Regions from separate parts of the Homo sapiens genome. Here region 1 is linked to region 2. A link is an interaction called in ENCODE POLR2A ChIA-PET data of the cell type or tissue named here. Cell type or tissue: Panc1. All regions are shown on one strand. Each heading gives the region's core, and the rest is flanking DNA. Links, peaks and the distances in the headings are about the cores only.

Evidence for each region. ChIA-PET counts read pairs that join two places held together with the same protein. Peaks named below come from ENCODE experiments on the same cell type or tissue, not always from the same donor. Only the 100,000 strongest peaks of a DNase experiment are listed, where the experiment ranks them.
Region 1: POLR2A ChIA-PET joins it to region 2 with 5 read pairs; 3 of 35 experiments call an interaction of 5 or more read pairs at or near these places.

What each region holds. Positions count from the first base shown.
Region 1 is chr9:132,402,201-132,409,558 of GRCh38, reverse strand. It overlaps TTF1 (transcription termination factor 1), which reads left to right and starts at 2,719. Exons shown (of 11, transcript NM_007344.4): 1 at 2,719-2,769; 2 at 6,731-7,358. The coding sequence starts at 6,738. In Panc1, for the core only: no CTCF peak of the experiment used is centred there; a DNase peak (open chromatin) is centred at 2,718; H3K4me3 peaks cover 1,569 bases; H3K27ac peaks cover 1,226 bases.
Region 2 is chr9:132,697,704-132,705,061 of GRCh38, reverse strand. No RefSeq gene overlaps it. Among named protein-coding and RNA genes, the nearest start is that of GTF3C4, 31 kb to the right of the region's middle. In Panc1, for the core only: no CTCF peak of the experiment used is centred there; no DNase peak of the experiment used is centred there.

The DNA.
Region 1 (7,358 bases), core at 800-5,799, 290 kb after region 2:
AGAGTTGGATTACATCAATGGTTCCCAAATTTAAGCAACAGAATGAAGGGAAATTGAAAAATACAGATTTGGGCTGGGCTTGGCTGCTCACCCATGTAATCCCATTGCTTTGGGAAGCCTAGGAGGGAGGATGGCCTGAGCCCAGGAGTTTGAGACCAGCATGGGCAACATGGTGAGGTCTCATCTCTACCAAAAATTAAAAAAATTACCCAGGTGTGCTGGCACACACCTGTGGTCCCAGCTATGGGGGAGGCTGAGGCAGGAGGATCACTTGAGGAGGTTGAGACTACAATGAGCCGTGTTTCGGCAACTACATTCCAGTCTGGATGACAGAATGAGACCATGTGCCAAAAAAAGAAAAACGAAGATTCACAGGACTCACCCCAGACTCACTAAATCAGAATATCTGGAAATGGCATCTGAGGCTCTCCTTTTTTTTTTTTTTTTAAGAGACGGAGTCTTGCTCTGATAATGACATGAGCCACCTCACCAGGCCAGATGCTGCATTTTTAAAAATCCCCTTACCCACCCACCCACAACTTGGTGAAAAAGTTCAAACCTACAGAAAAGTTGAAAGTCGAAAGAAGAATACAATGAAAATACATATAGGCTTCACCTAGATTCGGTTAGATTTTGAAGGGAAGGGGAGGGTTAAAGAAAGAGTGGCGGCTCTACAGCAAATTCAGGCTTTATGTCCAGCATGAGACCTACAGAGGTGGGAGACCAGCTTAATGCCAGTGCCTACCGCTGCTTACAGGCTGGAGAAATTATAGGCCTGGGCGGGGAGGGGCCCGGTGGGTATGGCCTGCTGCCCGGGAAGATGTTGATAAGGTATTCCCATGATGAGGCAGTTTGGCCCTTGTTCTGGTGGAACGTGATGTTCCTGTCACTTTCTCCCAGCAGAATATGATAAGAGGCAGGCTGTTTCTCACTGCCTGAACCCCCGTGGAATGTTTCACTTTAAGCAAGGTCTGCAAAATGGCAGGGGGCTTACAAAATGGTGCAGTTTGGACTAACAGATTCACCCGTCCCCAGCACTGGTCACATTTTCTTGCTCTCTCTCTGTGAGCATGCACATACACACATTACAGAATCACCTGAAAAATATCTGTCAACACCATATTTAACCCTAAGTACGTCATCATGTAGCAAGGACATTCCCATGTGTAACTACAATGTCATTATCATGTCCGAAGATTTTAATGTGATACAATAGTGTTTAATATAAAATCCATTGCAAAGTTGAGACTCTGCATTTGAAAAAAAAAAAAAAAAGCTTCCCAGGTGATTGGTGCAGTTGGAGGAGGATTGGAAACCACTATTGGAGTTTTCCTGAATCGATACTGGATGATATCTAATCTCTCCTCTAGTGCCAGCCTTTTGTGGGTTCATTCATGCATCACTAGCACCACAAGGCTCTGGGTAAGTGGGGTCACCACAGAACACGTGACACCAATGACGGACCTGGACTTCAAGGCCTTCCATATCAACAGTGGACAACACCACATTTACAGACTTCTCCAGACGGAGCTCCAACTGCACGTCCACATCCCAGAGCAGCCCTTGCATGGCAACATGAGTACATACATAGGCTCATCGTTTCTCCAACCTGCTTCCCTTCCAGACTTTCACGGAAGCATAGTTTGTGCATTTTTTAATCAAAGCCACTTGGCAGATCACATAGAAGTCAGGTGGAACAGTGAGGGGCAAGATAGTGGAGTAGTAGAAAGAGCATAGGTCTGATTTCTGGCTGGCCCATTTAAGTCACCTTGGACAAGTTACTGTAAACCCAGGTTTCTCATCCACAAGGTGGGGCTAATAATACCTCATTACAAGGATTAAGTGAGAAAACTTGTTGCCTATATCGTATATGTTCACTATCCAAAAAGGTTAAACGTTTGGTTGGTAAATATAATGGCCTCGAATTGATGGCCAGGTTAAAGCTGCCCTTTTGGCTAAGTCTCTTCAGGACTCTGTTGAAATGGGAAGACTGGGATAGATCTCCAAAGCTCCTGCTAACTCTAAACTTCTGAGACTTCATCCAAGCTTAACATCCATCAGCCTCTGCACCAGATAGCCCCTGCAGACCTCTGACTTCCTCTCCCACCCCCTCCCCTGCATTCACATGCATTCACTTAGGCTGGGCGTGTGCGACCTGTCTGTCACCCTGTGGGTTCACTGTGTGGATTCACTCTGTGCTCCAGCTGCTCTGGCCTTGTCCCAGGTCCTCCAGCAACCAAGTTCAGGACTTTTGCACTCACTTCCAGCCTGGAACACTCTTCTGCCTAGATTTTTTGCCTGCCCTTTCCATTTAGAACTCAGTTCAAATGTCACCTCCTCAGTGAGCCCTCTCTTACATCTAAAGTAGCACCCACCGTCCCCTAGTCACTCTCCATCACGTCACCCTGTTTTATTTTCCTTACAAGATAATCTGAAATTATCTTAGTTGATTTGTCATCTGTCTTCCCAAGTTGTTCCTGGAGTTCACCAAAAACTGGAATAAATGGAATGCACGCATGCATTAGTACGTCAATGGAGGGGGATTCTGTCCTACTTTCTTCGTTTCAGGAGCACTCTCTACCCCACCTGACGTCTAAAGGACCCAGAAGGAAAATGGGTAGGCAAATGTGCGCGCCTCCAAGGCCTAGCGGCAGCCGTGTTACCATGGCAGCGTGACGCCGAGGGGGCCGGAAGGCGACGCACTACTACTTCCGCTTCCTCAACAGCAGCACTTCCGGGTTGGGAGAAAGGTGGCGGCGCTTTCGGAGGGTAAGTTGAAAGCGCCTTTGTTGTTTCTGTTTTTCAAAATGCGCGCGTAAAAACTCAGCGTGGGGTGGTGGGTTTCCCCGTCTTCTGGGAGACCCGCCTTTTGGCCTGAGGTCTCCAGGCCGCGGTCTTTGCCCCAGGCCTTATCTCGGGGAAACTGAGGCTTGGGTGTTTTTTTTTTTTTTTTTTAAAGATGGAGTTTTGCTCTTGTCGCCCAGGCTGGAGTGCGGTGGCGCGATCTCGGCTCACTGCAACCTCCGCTTCCTGGGTTCAAGCGATTCTCCTGCCTCAGCCTCCCGAGTAGCTGGGATTATAGGCGCCCGCCACCAAGCCTAGCTAATTTTTGTATTTTTAGTAGAGACAGGGTTTCACCATGTTGGCCAGGCTGGTCTCGAACTCCTGACTTCAGGTGATCCACCCGCCTCGGCCTCTCAAAGTGCTGGGATGACAAGCGTGAGCCACCGCGCCCGGCCGCGGCTTGGGTCTTTGGGAGTGAGAAGATGCAGAATTCACATCTGGTTAGTTCCTCCAGTCTCAGCCCTGGAGCGCCCACCCGGGAGCAGAGCGGGGTCTCTCTCGCACCCCAAAGGCGGTGAGAGAATCCGGGACCAGGTTTGGGCACGTACCTGCAGAGCGGGAAGTGTATGTTCTGAGTAAGGGGGGATAAATGCATATCCGTTCTCAATATGTATCGAGCACTGACTGGGGAGCCATTTGGGAGCAAGATGGCCAGGATTCCAGCCCTCAAGAAGCCGATCATATTATAACTGCCAAAAGTGCAATGGGGAGCAGCTGGTTGTTGGGAAACACTGTTAACCAGAAAGATGAGACCGGCTAAGGAGTTAGAGAGGTCCTCTTGAGAAAGTGGCTTTCATACTTGGACCAGTTAAAGGGCAGAAAGGTAATGCGGAGGAAGAGCTTTCCTGATGGAATGGGCTGTTTTTGCAAAGTTCCTGAGACGAAAAGGAAGGTAGTGTATTCTAGGAACTGAAAACAGCAGGGTTTCTGAAACCTAGAGAGAAGTGAGAGGTAGAGAGGTGGGCATGGACTTACCTCTGTCCATCTCTAGGCTAGATTATGAAGAAATGAAGACTCTTGCAGGTCTGTGAGGATTTTGACTTTATCTTAAGAATAACAGGGGAACCCTAAAAAGTTTTTAGCAGGGAGAGACTATATATTTAGAAGGTTGTACTGGGCTCCAGAGACCAGAGAGCAGCCTAGGAAGTATTTACAAAAAAGAAGGAAAGGAACTGATGGAAGGGGAAATGTTATTTAAAGAAATCAAGGCCGGGCGCTGTGGCTTACGCCTGTAATCCCAGCGCTTTGAGAGGCCGAGGCAGGTGGGTCACCTGAGGTCAGGAGTTCAAGACCAGCCTGGCCAACATGGCGAAACCCCGTCTCTACTAAAAATACAAAGATTAGCCAGGCTTGGTGGCTTGCGCCTGTAATCCCAGCTACTACTCCGGAGGCTGAGGCAGGAGAATCGCTTGAACCCGGGAGGCGGAGGTTGCAGTGAGCCGAGATCGTGCCACTGCACTCCAGCCTGGGTGACAGAACGAGATTCTGTCTCCAAAAAAAGAAAAAGAAAAAAAGAAAAGAAAAGAAATCAGCCAGTGGGTGGCTCACGCCTGTAATCCCAGCACTTTGGGAGGCCGAGGCGGTTGGATCACAAGGTCAGGAGATCGAGACCATCCTGGCTAACACGGTGAAACTCCGTCTCTACTAAAAAATACAAAAAAATTAGCCTGGCGTCGTGGCGGGCACCTGTAGTCCCAGCTACTCGGGAGGCTGAGGCAGGAGAATGGCGTGAACCCGGGAGGCAGAGCTTGCAGTGAGCTGAGATCACGCCACTGCACTCCAGCCTGGGCGACAGAGCAAGACTCCGTCTCAAAAAAAAAAGAAAAAAAAGAAATAATCGGCTTTGCTCTGTTTGTGATTTATTAAGAGGTCCTAAAAGATGGGCCTGAAAAGTGTCTGTTGAAATTTGTGGCTTTAAGAACAAAGGCACTCTTGCTGGAACGGTCTCAGTGGAGTAGTGGGGTGGGAGCTACCAGGATGTGGGTTAATAAGTGGATGAAAGGTGAGGTAATGGAAAGAGTGATTTCTCTTTCAGGAAATGTTGCTGTGAAGGGGAAGAAAGAGAACAGCTGGATGAGACTTTAGGGTTAAACGACAGTTGCATTTTTTTTTTAAGTTAGAGGAGATTAAATATTGTTGGCATTTTGCTAGAAAACGCAGGCTGAAGATACAGGAGAGAGATGAGAGAGAAGATACGGAGAGACCACCATCTCTCTGAGAAGGCAGGAGAGGGTTGGGAGCCAGCACACATTTTCCTTCCTATAACGGAAGGAAATAGCCTTTGACAGAAGGGACACTTCCTTTGTTGCAGCGAGACAGAGAGAGAGAGGATGTGGCAGTGCAAGTAGGTGTGTTAGACTTGGGGGAGTAACATATTCCTTGTCTAATACAGCTGATATTTACTACCCCGGATAAATTAGGTAGCTTCTGTAGAAAATGTGCTTAGCATTGAGACTTTAAAGACCGCTGATATAGAGAGAGCTCCAGGATCTATGTTGTTAGGTGAAAATAGCAAATGCAGATCACAATATATAGATGTTAACCTTCTGTGTAAAAAAGGAGAGGAAATATGAAGATCATTTTTATTTTTGTACGACGTAAATGTGTCATTTAGCCAAAGATAAATCTAAAAAAATGAAACCCAGAAGCAATACAGAGCAAAGAGAACAATAAGACATGTTTGCAAAATTATATTTTTAATCATCTCTTTTGGAAAGTGCATTTATATTTCTGTATTTTAATTCCAAGTGCACACACCCTGTATGTGAGTATTAACGTTAGTGGCTTGTGAAATTTATTCCAGTGTATCGCAGAACGTCCGCTCTTTGTTGGACACTAACAAGGCATATCCAACTTCTTTCACAAAGAGGCCAACTTCTGGTTTGAGGTCAGTGGATACCTGATATCCCCACTGCGAAGCCCTTTTGTGGATCCTGCACTCGAATGGAGTCTAATGGCTTCTCCATGGTACAAACACAGAGGGGAACAAGACAGATAAACCATCTTTTTCTTCCTTGTTTTCTTTTTTCTTTGTCTTTTTTTTTTAAAGCAGAGAAGACAGCCTGTAAATGACTAAATAAATGTTTCTTTTTTAAATATGAAAGTATATTACTTGGGAATCAGGCCAAGCCCAAGGAATCAGGGAAAACTTTTTGAAGAACTGATCTTCAAACCAAGCTCTGAAGGATGGCAGGAGGCAAGGAGGGTGGGGAGGCTGTGGAGAGAATTTCATGGAGAGCTGGGGGGGAAAGGTTATGGCACGTTTGAGGAAGCAAAACAAGCTGCTTTTGGCTTAAACGCAGAGTTGGAAAGACGAGTTCAGAGGTGAGGCTGTGGGGGACAGGGGCCTTATGGTGCAAGGCACTGTTGTTCTCTGTTAACTCTTTTTTTCTCTATCATAAAGGCAGTGGGACCAGACAGAGAGAATTCCAGTGAGCCACCTGTGTATCTAGAATAATCTGAAATTTGTAATCATGACTACAGGCTTGTCATTTGTCATACAATTTCATTTTGCTGTGATTTTTTCCGCTGAGGCTATGTTTAAAATGCAAAAATAGGCCAGGCACGGTGGCTGACGCCTGTAATCCCAGCACTTTGGGAGGCTGGAGTGGGCGGATCATGAGGTCAGGAGATCGAGACCATCCTGGCTAACACAGTGAAACCCCATCTCTACTGAAAATACAAAAACAAAATTAGCTGGGCGTGCTGGTGGGTGCCTGTAGTCCCAGCTATTCGGGAGGCTGAGGCGGGAAAATGGCATGAGCCCAGGAGGCGGAGCTTGCAGTGAGCCGAGATCGCGCCACTGCACTCCAGCCTGGGCGACAGAGTGAGACTCCGTCTCAAAAAAAAAGCAAAAATAAACCATTGTTGTCACATTTCCATATAGGAATAAAATGGAAGGAGAATCAAGCAGATTTGAAATCCACACTCCAGTTTCTGACAAGAAAAAGAAAAAGTGTTCTATACATAAGGAAAGACCTCAGAAACATTCCCACGAAATTTTCAGAGACTCCTCCCTGGTGAATGAACAGTCTCAAATAACTAGGAGGAAAAAGAGGAAAAAAGATTTCCAGCATCTCATTTCTTCTCCTTTGAAAAAATCCAGAATCTGTGATGAGACTGCAAATGCCACTTCCACACTCAAAAAGAGAAAAAAGAGAAGATATAGTGCTTTGGAGGTGGACGAGGAAGCAGGTGTTACAGTTGTCCTTGTGGATAAAGAAAATATTAACAACACACCAAAGCATTTTAGAAAGGATGTTGATGTTGTTTGTGTTGATATGAGCATAGAACAGAAGTTACCAAGAAAGCCTAAAACAGACAAATTTCAGGTACTTGCTAAGTCACATGCACATAAATCAGAAGCCCTGCACAGTAAAGTTAGGGAGAAAAAGAATAAAAAGCATCAGAGGAAAGCTGCATCCTGGGAGAGCCAGCGGGCAAGGGACACCCTGCCTCAGTCAGAATCCCACCAGGAGGAGTCCTGGCTTTCTGTGGGTCCAGGGGGTGAAATT
Region 2 (7,358 bases), core at 1,636-6,635:
CTGGGATGACAGGCATGAGTCACCATGCCCGGCCTGCTCTGTTTTACTATCTTGGCTGTGGCAGAAGTTTTAGGAGCTTCCACTTGGCCCTTTCTCCACAGGTGAGAGAACCAGAATCCTGACTATGATAGTATCACATCAGAAGCATCAGACTTCTATAAATTTCATGTAGTCTTTAGAATACTCCCATTAATAACACATCCATACAAACATCACTTTAGAAAAAATTTAATGTAACCAAAATTATGACTGATAAAATCAGATTTTGTGATTTTATATAATTTTTGGAACATTTACATCAATAATACACCAATAAATATAACTGAAAGAAGATCTAGTTTCACTATCATTTGACAATGACCACATCAGCTTAATCATTTAGCATCTCTACAAGATAAGAAATACATCCTTTGAGGCTCTCCAGGGGCCCAACTGGAAAATCCCAAAGTTAACTTTAGGTCAGTAAGACTTAATTTAGAATTTTGATCCTGGGGAAACCTGTCAAAGATGTCAAAAAGTTTGAAATACTTGATCAAAACAGAATCACAGGTCACTGTAAAATAATAGTCATTTACTTAACCAGAGTGATAATTAAAAGAGTTCCAAAGCAACATAGAAAGTTAAATGGATGGAGGCTGGGTGCAGTGGCTCATGCCTGTAATCCCAGCACTTTGGGAGGCCAAGGTGGGCAGATCACTTGAGGTCAGGAGTTTGAGACCAGCCTGGTCAACATAGTGAAACCCCATCTCTACTTAAAATACAAAAATTAGCCAGGTGTGGTGATGGGTGCCTGTAGTCCAAGTTACTTGGGAGACTGAGACAGGAGAATCACTTGAACCCAGGAGGCAGAGGTTGCAGTGAGCTGAGATTGTGCCACTGCACTCCAACCTGGGGAACAGATCAAGGCTCTGTCTTCAAAAGAGAGAGAGAGAAAGAGAGAGAGAGAGGAAGAGAGAGAAAGAAAGTTAAATGGATGTTAAAAAATTAGCCCTTTTAAAGCTTGGTTATGGATGGGTGCAGTGGCTCACCCCTGTAATCCCAGCACTTTGAGAGGCAGAGGAGGGAAGATCACTTGAGCTCAGGAGTTAGAGAGTAGCCTGGACTACATAGGAATACCCTGTCTCTACAAAAAGTTTTTTAAAAAGTTATCCGGGTGTTGTAGTACACACTTGTGATCCCAGCTATTCAGGAGGCTGAGGTGGGAGGCTTGCTTGAGCCTGGGAAGTCAAGGCTGCAGTGAGCCATGATCATACCATTGCACTCCAGCCTGGGCAACAGAATGAGATCCTGTCTCAAACAAAAAATTTAAAGCTCAGTTTTTCTAAGTAATCAAAAACCTATACAATCTTTGGCTTTATTAGGCCAGTTACCAAAAAGGTGAAAAAGAAAAAAAACCCCTGTATGTGATTGTTTCTCCACATGGAGAGCCCATTTACATAACCTAGAAGTCAAACCTGATGAAAGAGTACTTGAATTTAATCAGACCCAGGAAGAGTGTGTCCCAGGTTATGAGTGTACATTCTATTACAGAGGAATGTAAACAAGAAAACTAGAACCTTGAGCAGAGGGACACATGGCTCTTAGTAATAGCACAGGAAGCTTCCTTGCTATATTAAATAATTCTGACGTGTCAAAGCCAGAAGTACAGAATCAAGTTATACTGAAAATATTGCTTTTCTCGTCCATCAAGGTAAACATTTCAACATCAGGCCATAACAGCAGAGTTATAGCCAGATAAAAAGTTGCAGGAGTTGATGAAAAGGTTTAGGGAGAGAGTTAACACACCAGCCAAGCAAAAGGATAGAACTTTCCAAGGAGAGAAAGAACCCAGGAAAATGGCTTATGACCTGCAAATCATGTGCAGTGAGGTACAGCAAAAGTTGAACTTCTGAGATATAAATCTGAGAAGTTTCAAAAAGAAAAATGTTACCTTGAGAAATGAAATTACCATTCTGAATTGAAAAGACAGTATTTCCAACCTGAAACTAGGGAAATGAAATAGATCTCAGAAATAGAAACTGTCTGGAGTTTAGAAGATGGATGTTAAATATATTTAAGAAATAAAAATAAAACCTCTTATAATTTTCCTAAGAACAAATCAATAGTTCAAGACTTGGCTGGGCATGGTGGTTCACACCTGTAATCCCAGCACTTTAGGAGGCTGAAGCAGGAGGACTGCTTGAGCCCAGGAGTTCAAGACCACCTTGGGCAACATGGTGAGACTCTGTCTCTACAAAAAATTAAAAATTAGCCCGGCACAGTGGCATGCACTTGTGGTCCCAGCTACTCAGGAGGCTGAGGAAGGGGAATCACTTGAGCCCAGGAAGTTGAGGCTGCAGTGAGCTGTGTTCATGCCACTAGACTCCAGTCTAGGTGACAGAGCAAGACTGTCTCAAAAAAAAAGGATGACTTTGTTGTTCTAACATCTGGAACCAAACTTTTTAGTTTGGTATTAGATTAGTGTACTTTTAATATCAAAGCTCAATCTTTGTAGACTTATAAATAATTTCTTTCTAATTATAGCCAACTTGATCATACACAAAATTTCTTTCATAAATTTCCTTTTCATAAATCTTATCACCCTTTACTCAGACCACTGACGACATGCTTGGACTTTCTGCTTTGTCCTATACAACCTCTTTCTTAAATAACTAGTCATTTAATTTTAGGACAAAATGTATCAAAGAAGATTCTTTCTCATATAAAGTTATTATTTTTCTTTTTAATTTTTTAAAACCAAAAATATATCTTTATATGCATATTATAACTTTCCTCACATATCTCTCTCCTTATTTCTATCTTGTTCCATATTTTGAAACAACCTTTAAATGACCTCCAAATTATACAAAATTATTCTTTTTCCAATAAACACATTTTTATGCCTTTTTAATTTTTTTACTAAAAAATCTTATTTTTGACACTTTTATATGGAGAATTGTATATATTAATTAGAATTTTAACTCTCAGTAACCTTAAATTTTAGTGAAAACCTAGGAAGCAAAAAATCTTGAATTATCTATCACATATTAGTATTTTATAGATGAGAACCATTTTATAATTTTTAGAAATATGTTATCTGATTATATAATATTTAAATGAATTAATAGATCCAAACACACTTAGCCCATTTATAACATTCAAGAAGCCAAAAACAAACTTATGTTTAGTAATTTGTTTCCATTTTTACCTAATTTGGAAATGACCCACACATTTAATGAGTATCTATTATTTAAGTTAATGTAATTTAAAATTTCAAATTACATGAAAAGTTCATTTATAAGCATTTATCCCATTTACATTTACCTAATTTGTTTAGTTTTTGACAGTTTACCTAGATTGCTTGTAAAAACTGAGATATTAGACAAAGCTAGTCATTATTTCAAGTTATTTTCCTGTTAACCTTTTTTTTTTTTTTTTTTTTTTTTTTTTTTTGAGATGGAGTCTTGCTCTGTTTCCCAGGCTGGAGTGCAGTGGCACAGTCTTGGCTCACTGCAACCTCTACCTCCAGGGTTCAAGTGATTCTCCTGCCTCAGCCTCCTGAGTAGCTGGGATTACAGGTGTGCACCACCATGCCCAGCTAATTTTTGTATTTTTAGGAGAGACAGGGTTTTGCCATGTTGGTCAGGCTGGTCTCGAACTGCTGACCTCATGATCTGCCTGCCTTAGCCTCCCAAAGTGCTGGGATTACAGGCGAGAGCCACCACGCCCAACCTTTTTCCTGTTAACCATTTTTATAGCCTATAAATATCAGATGTTCACCTAAGTAAGAACCTTAAAGTTAAATATATGTGTGTTTTGCCAATAATACAGAAGATACATTTGTTTCCATTAAATCAACAATATTAGTCTTATTTATAAAAAACTAACATAAAGATCATTCTGTTTTAGGCTGGGTTTACAGTTTTATAAACTTTGTAGACATTTATATGATACTTTGAAGACATTTGTATTTTCCTTTTACCAATAATTTTAAAACCAACTTATTTATTAAGGATTTATGGGCTGGGCATGGTGGTTCATGCCTGTAATCCCAGCACTTTGGGAGGCCAAGATGGGTGGATCGCCTGAGGTCAGGAGTTCAAGACCGGCCTGGCCAACACAGTGAAACCCCATCTCTAGTAAAAATACAAAAATTAGCTGGGTGTGGTGGTGCGTGCCTGTGACCCAGCTATTCAGGAGGCTGAGGCAGGAGAATCACTTGAACCTGGGAGGCGGAGGTTGCAGTGAGCTGAGATTGTGCCACTGCACTCCAGCCTAGGTGACAGAACGAGACTCCATCTCAAAAAATAAAAAAAAAAAAGATTTACTGAAGTCATGTGAACTAAAAAGCATTTGGGTAAATTACTATTTTATATTAGCATTCATTTATCTTAATATAATTCCTTAAGGGATTTTTGGTTGACTATACTAGATTTTTATATGTCGACACAACATAAAATGTAATACATGCACATGTATGTAAACACACCTAAACACATATACACATCATGTACACATACACAATCATCTTAGAGCTTTCATTTTAGAATATTAGTCATGAGCTAGAAATACAAATTTATTCCTTTATAAAAGACAGTTAGAGCTAAATCATATTTCTGACAAAATTGGGATCTGTTCACATGACTAAACTTTATTTTTCCCAATAGATAATCTAATGAAAGCTGTGGACCAAAATTTGGGGTAAAGCAGTTTTCATGGCAGTTTGAATTTTTAAAAACCTCTTTCACCTTCCTCACCCCCACTTTTCAGTTTCAAATGAGGTTAGGGGTAAATTTTCAATGTTTACATTTTAGCTAGGACTGATGGAATTGAATAAGGAAAACATCTTCAAGTAGCCTTGAACTAGTAACAAATCTTTTTTTTTGGCCAGTCTGCTTTGCTTTATTAGTAAACACAGATGGTGAAGAATTTTAGCAGTTTTCCCCCACCCAGCAGATGTTTCTTTTTGGCTTCAGCATGGCAGAAAAAGCAAAATGTTTATGTTGGACAGAGATACTGCATATAATTGCTCAGAGCTCAAGATTTTGACTCGTTTGATCCAGGAGCCTAACTTTTATAAACATTTACCTAGTTCTTTTTATTTTCAGATTATTAATTTTTCAATTAAGTGTTCCATCACTGCACATAATTGCTAGTCAGTCAAATCTAAATGTATATTTCTAAAAGGTGTCTAGGTTACAATTTGTACACCAGTACAAATTACTGATGTAATTTGTAAAGCCATTCATTTAAAAGCCCTTTAAGACTACTACTTCCAGCTGGGCACTGTGGCTCACACCTGTAATCCCAGCACTTTGGGAGGCCGAAGTGGGAAGATCACCTGAGGTCAGGAGTTCAAAACCAGCCTGGCCAACATGGTGAAGCCCCATCTCTACTAAAAATACAAAAAATTAGCTGGGCATGGTGGCGGGCACCTGTAATCCCAGCTACTTGGGAGGCTGAGGCAGGAGAATCACTTGAACCCGGGAGGCAGAGGTTGCAGTGAGCCAAGATCGCACCATTAAACTCTAGCCTGGGCAACAAAAGTGAAGCTCCATCTCAAAAAAAAAAAAAAAAAAGACCATTACTTCCTTTTTTATTTAAAAAAAATCTTGGTTGGAATGCCATAAACTGAGTTTTAAATCAATATCAGTAGCACAGTCAGCAGATTCAACGGAGGCAGGGAAAAAAAGAATTTAGAAGACTCTACATGGTACTTCGATACTTCCAGGTTTTTTGAATCATGACCATTTGAGCTCTGAATTTTCCTTGATATAATTTTGCCTATCAGTTTAAACATGTGCACAAGAATGGGCCATAATATGTAGCTGGCTGGAGTCCCAGAAAAGCTGGCATGCCTTAATGTTTGAGAATGCCATTCTATTTCTTATCAATCTCTCAAGAGCAAAGAAAATCCTGTAAATCCTGTCAGGAAATGTCAAGCATTTACACCAGTGTTTTAGATGGTGGTGACTTCCCTAGTGGGTTTTTTTTTTTTTTTTTAGACGAAGTCTTGCTCTGTTGCCAGGCTGGAATGCAGTGGCACGATCTTGGCTCACTGCAACCTCCGCTTCCCAGGTTCAAGTGATTCTCCTGCCTCAGCCTCCTGAGTAACTGGGACTACAGGCACGCACCACCACACCCAGCTAATTTTTATATTTTTAGTAGAGATGGGGTTTTACCATGTTGGCCAGGATGGTCTCGATCTCTTGACCTCGTGATCTGCATGCCTCGGCCTCCCAAAGTGCTGGGATTACAGGCGTGAGCCATCATGCCCGGCCTTCCCTAGTGGTTTTTAATTAGCTATCCCATACCCACCATTTAGAAATTTATTTTGGCTCTCAGAAGATTTTCAGAAACAAGCAAGGGAAGAGAGTCAAACCAAATCAAAAGAGACCAAGACAAGAGTGTTCATAAAAATTTTAACCCAGGCATTCAGATCAAACAAAACATTAAAATAGGTACACAGACCACACTAAAAATATATTCACCAGAAAAGACCTACCTCACAGACAGAATGTAAATTCTGCAGAATATAGAGTTGGGTACCCAAAGCTCAGTGTTCAGAGAGACACTTGTCTTTATACCAAAAAGGGCTTACCAGAAGACAAAAAGTCTTTTATCATCTGAGGAGGGAATGTATGGTCCTTTATTAAGGTGACCTTATCTAAACAAGATCCCAAATAATATTTTAAAAGCCTCTACCAAAAAGTGGGAGGCTCAGCCTGGGAAAAGACTCACCAGGGCAGAAAAGGTGAGCTGCAGAAGCAGAGAGCACAAAAGGCTCACATGAGTACTGCACACTGGTTCCCATAATCGCTGATCTGATAGTGATCTTTTTTTTGGGTCTCACTTCTGACACCATATATGTCAGCATAAATATGAGATAGGCTCTCTGAAAGAAAAATATTTGGGAATAGAGCATTGCAGTGGGGATACATGCACCATAGTAAACTAAGTGTGTTTTCAGGGAGGTAAAGGAAGACATAGATTTTTAAGGAAAAAATGAGGATTACATAATTGTTTTGAAATAATTATCCTTGGCTACAAAGGTCAATAATAAGCGTAATGCACGTCTGAGGTTGGACAGGCAGTTGCTGGGCAGATATCTTTGAATAAGTATTTTTTTGTATAACGTTGCAATGGAGTTTGTGCAAGGTTGTGGTTTCTGTTGAGTATTTTATGATACTTTTTGTTATCAGGCATACAAGCATGAGAATCCTGTCTTTATGACCCTCCCCCAGCTCTATTTGTCAGGGTACTGTTGGGTTTTTTGTATGTTTTAATATTAGTGACCCCATTTTGATTCTACCAACTTTTACAACATCCTATTTGCTTTATATAGTCATCGTTTTTGCCCATCTATTTTCCCTTTTTCG